Regions from separate parts of the Mus musculus genome. Here all the other regions are linked to region 1. The links are chromatin loops, found by intact Hi-C in ENCODE. Cell type or tissue: heart. All regions are shown on one strand. Region 1 holds the start of Gm52898 (a long non-coding RNA gene). Region 2 overlaps Stra8 (stimulated by retinoic acid gene 8). Region 3 has its middle 17 kb from the start of Slc23a4.

What was found. Hi-C counts contacts between places; a loop is a spot of excess contacts. Peaks named below come from ENCODE experiments on the same cell type or tissue, not always from the same donor. Only the 100,000 strongest peaks of a DNase experiment are listed, where the experiment ranks them.
Region 2: it touches region 1 in a loop (7-fold over the local background); 22 of 42 quality-filtered maps call a loop at or near these places.
Region 3: a loop joins it to region 1, with 5 times the contacts of the local background. A loop is called at or near these places in 9 of 42 quality-filtered maps.

Annotation. Positions count from the first base shown.
Region 1 is chr6:34,510,577-34,513,076 of GRCm38, forward strand. Gm52898 (a long non-coding RNA gene) reads right to left here and starts at 1,209. Exons shown (of 3, transcript XR_003956420.1): 1 at 1,067-1,209; 2 at 840-963. In heart, a CTCF peak has its summit at 1,021; no DNase peak of the experiment used is centred here; H3K27ac peaks cover 953 bases.
Region 2 is chr6:34,926,444-34,928,943 of GRCm38, forward strand. It overlaps Stra8 (stimulated by retinoic acid gene 8), which reads left to right. Exons shown (of 9, transcript NM_009292.2): 2 at 1,276-1,473. The coding sequence starts at 1,282. Among named protein-coding and RNA genes, the nearest start is that of Stra8, 6.7 kb to the left of the region's middle. In heart, a CTCF peak has its summit at 947; a DNase peak (open chromatin) is centred at 878.
Region 3 is chr6:34,994,127-34,996,626 of GRCm38, forward strand. No RefSeq gene overlaps it. Among named protein-coding and RNA genes, the nearest start is that of Slc23a4, 17 kb to the left of the region's middle. In heart, a CTCF peak has its summit at 1,420 (motif pointing left); DNase peaks (open chromatin) are centred at 795 and 1,405; H3K4me3 peaks cover 546 bases; H3K27ac peaks cover 429 bases; H3K27me3 peaks cover 594 bases.

The DNA.
Region 1 (2,500 bases):
CCAAAGCCCCATCTTTTAAAAAAAATCCTTGATTTCCTTTTTATTTCGTATCTTTTAATTAATTTAAATAATTTAGTATATTCAGATATAATTTGTAAGTATGTAAATTCAACCTGTTGAGTTCGTGTTTACTGTGGCCTGCATGTACCTGATTTCAGGCTAACCACTTGGTGTGTAACCAATCAGAGGACCTATTTTCCCTTGGCAGTGATCAGTTGCCTGGAGTTCTTAGTCTTGGGTTGGGGCCCCATCAGATTTCCCACATTGTTAGCATAATCATTGGTATTGTCATTATTCACCAAAGCCCTATCTTAACAAAGGTAAGTTGGGGGAGGGGGGCATTTCACATCCAAACTGTAACATCTAAGCATTCTCACTTTGAAAACTGGAGTTTACGAAAATGAATTCATTTTCTTGAGATGTGACGTCAGTGTACATCCAAAGTACCAAAGAACCAGCCCCCAAAAGAAGGAGCCATTCACGAGCAACCCTGCTGGTGCTTAGCCAGGATTCTAAATGGCTACTCTCCTCAAGAAGAAGCCACCACAGCCGAAGAAGCTGCTGCCCAATTTACTTAAGAAGTTTCTATGAATGGAGTAGTAGAGTCCGCCACTCAATTGAGAAGGGAACATCTGCCCAGTTGCCTCACTTGGCACCTCCTTGAGGGAAATCTCCACTGGAAGCCTTATTGAACTAGGTGGGCTGTCAGATGAAGCTAGAATTTTTATCAGTCAATCTACTATTTCACACTGATAAGATTAAGAAGCAGCTGAGATTGGACCTTGGCAAATATCAGCAGTGCACTAGAGGGGGGAAGCTAACACAAGTTCTGTACTCACAATCGAGGCCATTGATCTGTCCTGACAGACTGTGCCCAGAGTTCCCCCAGCAGCCTCTAGCTGTAGGCTCGCTACTTGCTGTCTGTTTCTGAAGAATCCTGGATCCTGACTCTGATAGCAGAGCCTATGTACAGCATGAAGAGGGCTTGTTAATTTTTATTTCTGCACATGGACACTGGGGGTCAGTATTTATTCACAAATGCATCTATATTTGCCTCTAACCCTACCTTGAGCAATCTGCTATAACTGGTCATGTGCTACAGGGAGGCCTGGAATTCCTCTGTGTGATTTCTTCCTGTGGTCCTGTAGCTGGAGAGCTCTGCCTACATAACCATAAACATAAATAGAAGCACTGGATCCCCAAGGGACTTCACCCTGGGAAAGAGGCAGGTTTAAATCTAATATATAAACTAATATCAAGTCCTTCCTGGTTTCTGGAGACTTATCTGGTATCATTGACCATATCAGGGTGTTCACCCAGCCTCCTGGCCACCATCCCTGTCTTCTCTTGATTAATTGTGGTGTCATCTCTACTCACAATTTTATTCCTTCTCCATATCTATTGCTGCTCTTAAAGCCCTCATCTCCCCCAGAGGTACTTCAGCTTCTCTCGCCTCAACTTCTTTTACTCTTCTCCAGACAGGTGTCAGGGTGACATTTCCCAAGTCTTGCTCCACAGAGGCTCATGCAGACTCCCAGAAGGGTTAGTATCCTTCCAGGCTCTCCTCTCCATCACTCACCTCTCCCTGTCTCAGTTGCTGCCTCCTGTCTGCTCATCCTTCAGGACTGATTAGGCAAAAAACCAAACAATTTTCCATTTGTAATGAAGATAAACAGACCAAATGATGTGGGTGAGAAACTTTTGTGAATGCAAAATATTGATGCATAGTAATTATTTTAAATGTTGCTAGGAATCTTGCGCTATACAAGAAAGCATTATTCCTTTAAAACTCTAAAAAGTTAGGCAGCCCCGTGGTTCGCTCTCAGAAGCTCACTTGTTTGCTTGCTTGTCTCTTTGGCTGGCTGGCAAGGGAAGTGAATGAATCCATGTCTGGATTCAAAAGTTTCGAGAGTGTGTACACACACACACACACACACACACACACAGAGAGAGAGAGAGAGAGAGAGAGAGAGAGAGAGAGAGAGAGAGAGAGCGCCCTTAGAATTCCCAGGATTAAAAAAAAAAAAAAAAAAAAAGCCGGCGTGGTGGCACACGCCTTTAATCCCAGCACTTGGGAGGCAGAGGCAAGCAGATTTCTGAGTTCGAGGTCTACAAAGTGAGTTCCAGGACAGCCAAGGCTACACAGAGAAACCCTGTCTCGAAAAAACAAAAAACAAAAACAAACCCAAAAAACAAAGAATTCCCAGGGTTCATTCCCCTCCAGTGTGGGTTGGTTTTTAAGGTTTTTCTTACAACCAGCCCTTGATCTTTAACCTGTCTAGACTTTAGTTGCTTATCATCTATGCAGAAATGATCCCCTTGCTGCTGGTACATAAGAGAGCAAAGGAGGCCTCATGTGTAATCAGCTCAGAGGATTTCCCCTCAGGCAGCTGCTATAATGCCATAAAACCAGAGACCTGCCATGATGTCATTCAAATTACAGAGTATATAACAATAGAAGTATCTTGTGAGCAGAAGGAATTCTCAAGTTTTGCCCTAG
Region 2 (2,500 bases), 420 kb after region 1:
GCAAGAACATCTTGAGTTCATGGCTGTCTTCGGCTGCATGATAAGAACCTGTCCTACACATACACAACCACTTATTGACCTTAAGTTTACACTGTAGTAGGTCCCCCACTCACTGTGTGCTAGGTCACCCATTCTTAGCACAGCGCTAACTTCAGTCCTGCCTTCCCTTTTCCCATCCCGAGGAGATTCTGGAGGTATTTTTCCAGGGTGAGGCCGCGCCACACAATCACAGTTACTATTGACCTGGATCCAAGTGCATTGCTGTTCAGTCTGGGAAGCTCAGAGAGCAAGATGCGCTCACCATGCAAGCTTTACAATCTGAGCTCTTCCCTGGGGTCCTGAAGAGGTGAAAGGAGAGAACTCGTTCTGTATGGCTATCCCCTGACCTTCACGCATGCGCGCCCCCCACCCACACAAATTAATAATGCTAAATAAAAACATCCAGCCTGGCCTTATGTTCTGGCATATCCCTTTAGTTTCAGCACTCCGATAGCAGGGATGGATGAGTTCCAGACCAGCTAGATCTATATAGGGAGTTCCAAAGCAGGCCCTTAAAAAGGTTGGTCAGAAAAAGATAGACCTAGGCCCCTGTAAGGGACAACAGCAAATCCAGGTCAATAATAATAATTAGGAGAGACGATCTTTGGGAAGTTGCAGAAGATCTTTGCTGGTGATGACAAGGGGGCAGCTTGCAGGAGGCCACTGAAAATCACTCAACTGTCCTTTGCCATCTGCCAGCCTTTACCCTCCTCCCCGGGGCAGAGTCTCCAAGTTTCCTCCTTAGCTCCTGACCTGGGAGAACCTAAGGCTGATGGAAGGAGATCAAGGCCACAATGCCAGGTAGCCCGTGGGGTTGCTCTGTTGCTAGTCTCACTCCTTAAGCTGGGCAGCGAAGACTGACAACCACAGTGAGAGCAAGTTAGGAGACAGTCTCCCCCCTGTGGTGGAGACAAGAACTGCACATTTCTCCAGGGCTCCCACCAGCCAAGCAGTTTTCTTGGCCATGGGCATTGGGAAAGCTTCAGATTCCCTACCAGTCAAGAGGGTTTGGGTACAGTCTTTCATGACTCACCGGACAACTGGAAATCCACTGTAAATGGTTTGTAATTTTAGGAGCCAAGCTCCAGTAGGAGATTTGGGGTTACCTGTGGTTTATTGTGGGTCTTGGTCATATTCACTGCCTTGCGGGCTACGTCCTTTCTGTTTGCTCTGTCTGCCTTCCTCAATGTTGTATCTCTATTATGCAAGGCTAAAGGGGGGTATATTATGTTGTAGATTATAATGGCCACCCCTGGAGAAGGCAACCAACCCAGTGATGATGGGGCACCCCAGCCATTGGCGCAGCTGCAGAAGCTTGAGCCTCGGGTGGTCCGCAGACGCCTGTCACAGGCCCGCCATCGAGCCACCCTGGTAGGGCTCTTCAACAACCTAAGGAAGGCAGTTTACTCCCAGTCTGATATCACAGCCTCAAAGGTACAGGGACTTGGGGATAGTGAAACATGTCTCCACATGATAGGACTGTAAAGTAAGGACTGGCCAAGAGCTGCCAGCCCTGCTGCCCATAGGAAAACTGTCAAAGCCCGGCTTCTCTGCCAGCATCCTAGCAGCCTGACCTGAGAGAGGAAATTATGGGCTGGAGGGAGATCATGTGGTTACTTGGTGGGCAAGAGTCATCCCCCAATGGATGCTCTGGGACCCTGTATATCTATCTACACACACACACACACACACACACACACACACACACACACACACACACACCATATACATATGTACAATACCAATACTAGAAGTGAATACACACTTGGCACTCATATGCAGGCTCAGTATGCCTGTATCTCAAGGCACACATTTATCTTTTCCTACCCTTTTTGTTTCTTGTTGATGCTGATGTTTGAGGCAGTCTCCATGTAGCCCAGGCTGGCCTAGAACTTTCCAGAGAATAGACCCTCCTTGAAATCACACCCTCCTGCCTTTGCCTCCCCGGGTGCTAGGATGATGTTAATCGCACCAAAGAAAGTAAAGGCCATCACCCCAGATTCTTTGGTCAAATTAAACAAGCTTTATTTTCTATCTGTTAGGGCTGTCTCCCCCAAAAGTGAGGTTTGGAAATACAGCATTGAACACAGGAGAGGGAGGGTAGAGTTTATACAGTCCAGACTAGGGAGGTTTCAAGGGGATTTCCAGAGGAACTTTGGTTACATCGGAACTTGGCCGAACATTTTTAAATTATTTGGCAGAGCATCTAATCAGAGTATAATCAAGGTGTGAGTCCAACTCCACGGGAAGGGGAAGATGTCAAATTTCAGAAACAGGTTAAAGCACAGTCAAGTTGAATTGTTCAGGAAGTAGAAATGAACTTGTTCTGACCTATGACAAAATGGCTTAAAATGGAGTCAGGTTGGTCCATCAGATGACAGGTGTGTACCACACAGCTCTTTCTCTTCTCGGTTATCTTTTTTAGCTGCTAATTAACAATACATTAATGAATTAATTATTG
Region 3 (2,500 bases), 480 kb after region 1:
TCTCTATTTTGATTGGTGGATTGATAGATGGGTAGCTTGCTAATACGTTTACTTTCGAAAGTGTGTCCTTTCCCATAATGCATGATTCTCTCTCTCTCTCTCTCTCTCTCTCTCTCTCTCTCTCTCTCTCTCAATTGTGCATAGGCATAGATGGTAAGTGGAGAATCTCTCTAAAAGTTTTCTAGAGCACCTGACAGGATTACCATAAAAGTCTAGCTCATAGGAAGCTACCGGTCCTGTGTGCGAGGTTCCGGATCACGCCTGGGAGGGACTAAGGTCATGTATGCACTATACCAGGAGACATCCACTCAGACCTTAACCCTGATTTCTTGCTATTTTAACCTTCTCATTTGAAAGCATTTCTATATAAAAGCAGCATTGTCTCAGTGTCGCAGCGTTACAGCACATGTGAGCTGTGCTGGAGAATTCCCGGGAGTCTAGGGCTCCCTTTTCACTGCATGTCCCCATCGGGGTTCCTGTCCCTCTTTCATACCTCAGGGTCAGTGAGCCTGCTTGGGTGTTGTGCAGTAGAAGCTCGCTGAGCGTCCTGCTCGGTATGGGTCCTGCAGTATGGGAAGGTTACCCTCTTTTGGACACTGCTTCTTGAGTTGGTAGTGACCCTGAGCTGAAGAACCCAGCCTGCCTCCTTTCAGCTCCTTGAGTAGCAGACCACTGGGCTCCATGGCTTCCTTTTGGGGGCTGAGAGAGGTGCCGGCTAACAGGCAGCCCAGTACTGGCTTGTCTCCAGGAAGACAGTGCTGACACGTGGAGTCACCAATGGTGACCACACCCACAATGAACACGCTGCGACCCATGGCTTTCACAGGAGCTGTTGCCTCTTGACTTCTCATGAAGTCTATTTCCCAGTAACTCCCGAGCCCTCCATAAATGCTCACCCCAGAGCACCCAGAGCCTTCTGCCAACATCCTGGCTGTCTCTATCTTCTGGACCACATGCTAGCACCAGGAGAAGATGCTATGAAGCAGCGTTTCAGGTTGTTTGTTCTGGACACAATGGACTCCCACGGTCAGTGCTGGGCCTTTTGGGTACAGGGACCTAGGAGGAGGCAGGGAAACTGAGCGTCACAAGTGTTCCTACCATCTGACTGCTCAGCTTGGGTATCTGCAGAAACAATATGGGAGCTGAGGTGTCCGGCTTGTGGGACTGCACTGCAGGCAGTGTGATCCTTCAGCAAGCACTCCACTCGCACCGCGCTGCTGAAATCGAACAGGGTTACTGCCTGCCCTGCGGCACACAGAGACTGCAACCCATGACTGTATTGTCTAGACTGATCCAAGTCTTTCTTTCTCAAGTTTGGGGCTGAGCGAATAGGGGGAGACAAAACTTCTGACCTATCACCGGTCAGAGCGTCAGGAAATAGAGAACAAGGCCACAGTGCCACCCAGCGGACAAATAAAAAACAGCGCCCTTCCACCTAGAGGCGAAATAAGCCAGCCTACCGGCCTGGCCAGAATCCTGAACACACCCCACCTTCCAGAACTGAGGGTTGGGCTCTGTCTGTGGTGCTGACATTCCAGGATGCTCTCTGGACTGAAAGGGCTGGAGGTTTGGGGGCCGGGAGCCTGGCACGGAACTTTTCTGTCTCAGCACAGAATGTTCCCCAGCCAAGGCATATGTCCTGGCCTTTATCAAAGGATCCCCTGCCCAGTCTACTGAGGACTGGATAGGAGAGAAATAACATTGTCTTCAATCTGTAGTACCATATGAGCAGGTGAGAGAGATCTAAATGAGAGTGTTGTTTAAAATGAATATCCTGGGACAAGGAGATGGCTCCGTGAGAGCACTGGCCATGCAGGTGGGAGCGAGGATCAGAATTTGGATCCCGGCACCTATGAAAATTCTGGATGAACTTGAAAGCCACCCATAACCCCAGCAGTTGGGATGGGGAGAGAGGCAAGTTGGCTAGCTATAACAGCCAAATCAGCAAGCTTGGGGTGCAAGTGAAAGACCCTGCCTCGGTGACTGAAGAGGAGAGTCACTGGAGAAAGCAGACACAGACCTGTGGCCTCCACGTGCACGCACCCATATACATTCACACCCAGACACAAGTGCACACACACGTGAACATACACCACACGCATGACAAGTACCTAAATGATTCTTTCTTCCTCTTCCCCCTTCCTCCTCCCTCCCAGCCATCCACCCATCAACCACACAGCACATCCTACAGCGCTCAGCTACTGTGTGGTGTTTTGAGCATCGTGCCAGGTGGTGAGTGTACCAAAGTCAGCAAACCCGACACACATCCCTGCCCTCATGGAATTCACCATCTGGCGGGAGAGAAAGACATTAATCAAGGAAGTGCGAGGACCACTGCACGCTCTCGGCTGAGATGAGGGCTAGAGTTCTCGCTCTTGAACTGGGTTGCAGCCTCAAGTCGTGGACCTGGATGGGAGGGTGCTGATGAACTTGCCAATAGTAAAAGGACCCAAAAATGAATTCAAAATTAAAATCGTTGTGAATCAGAGGAATTTCCATT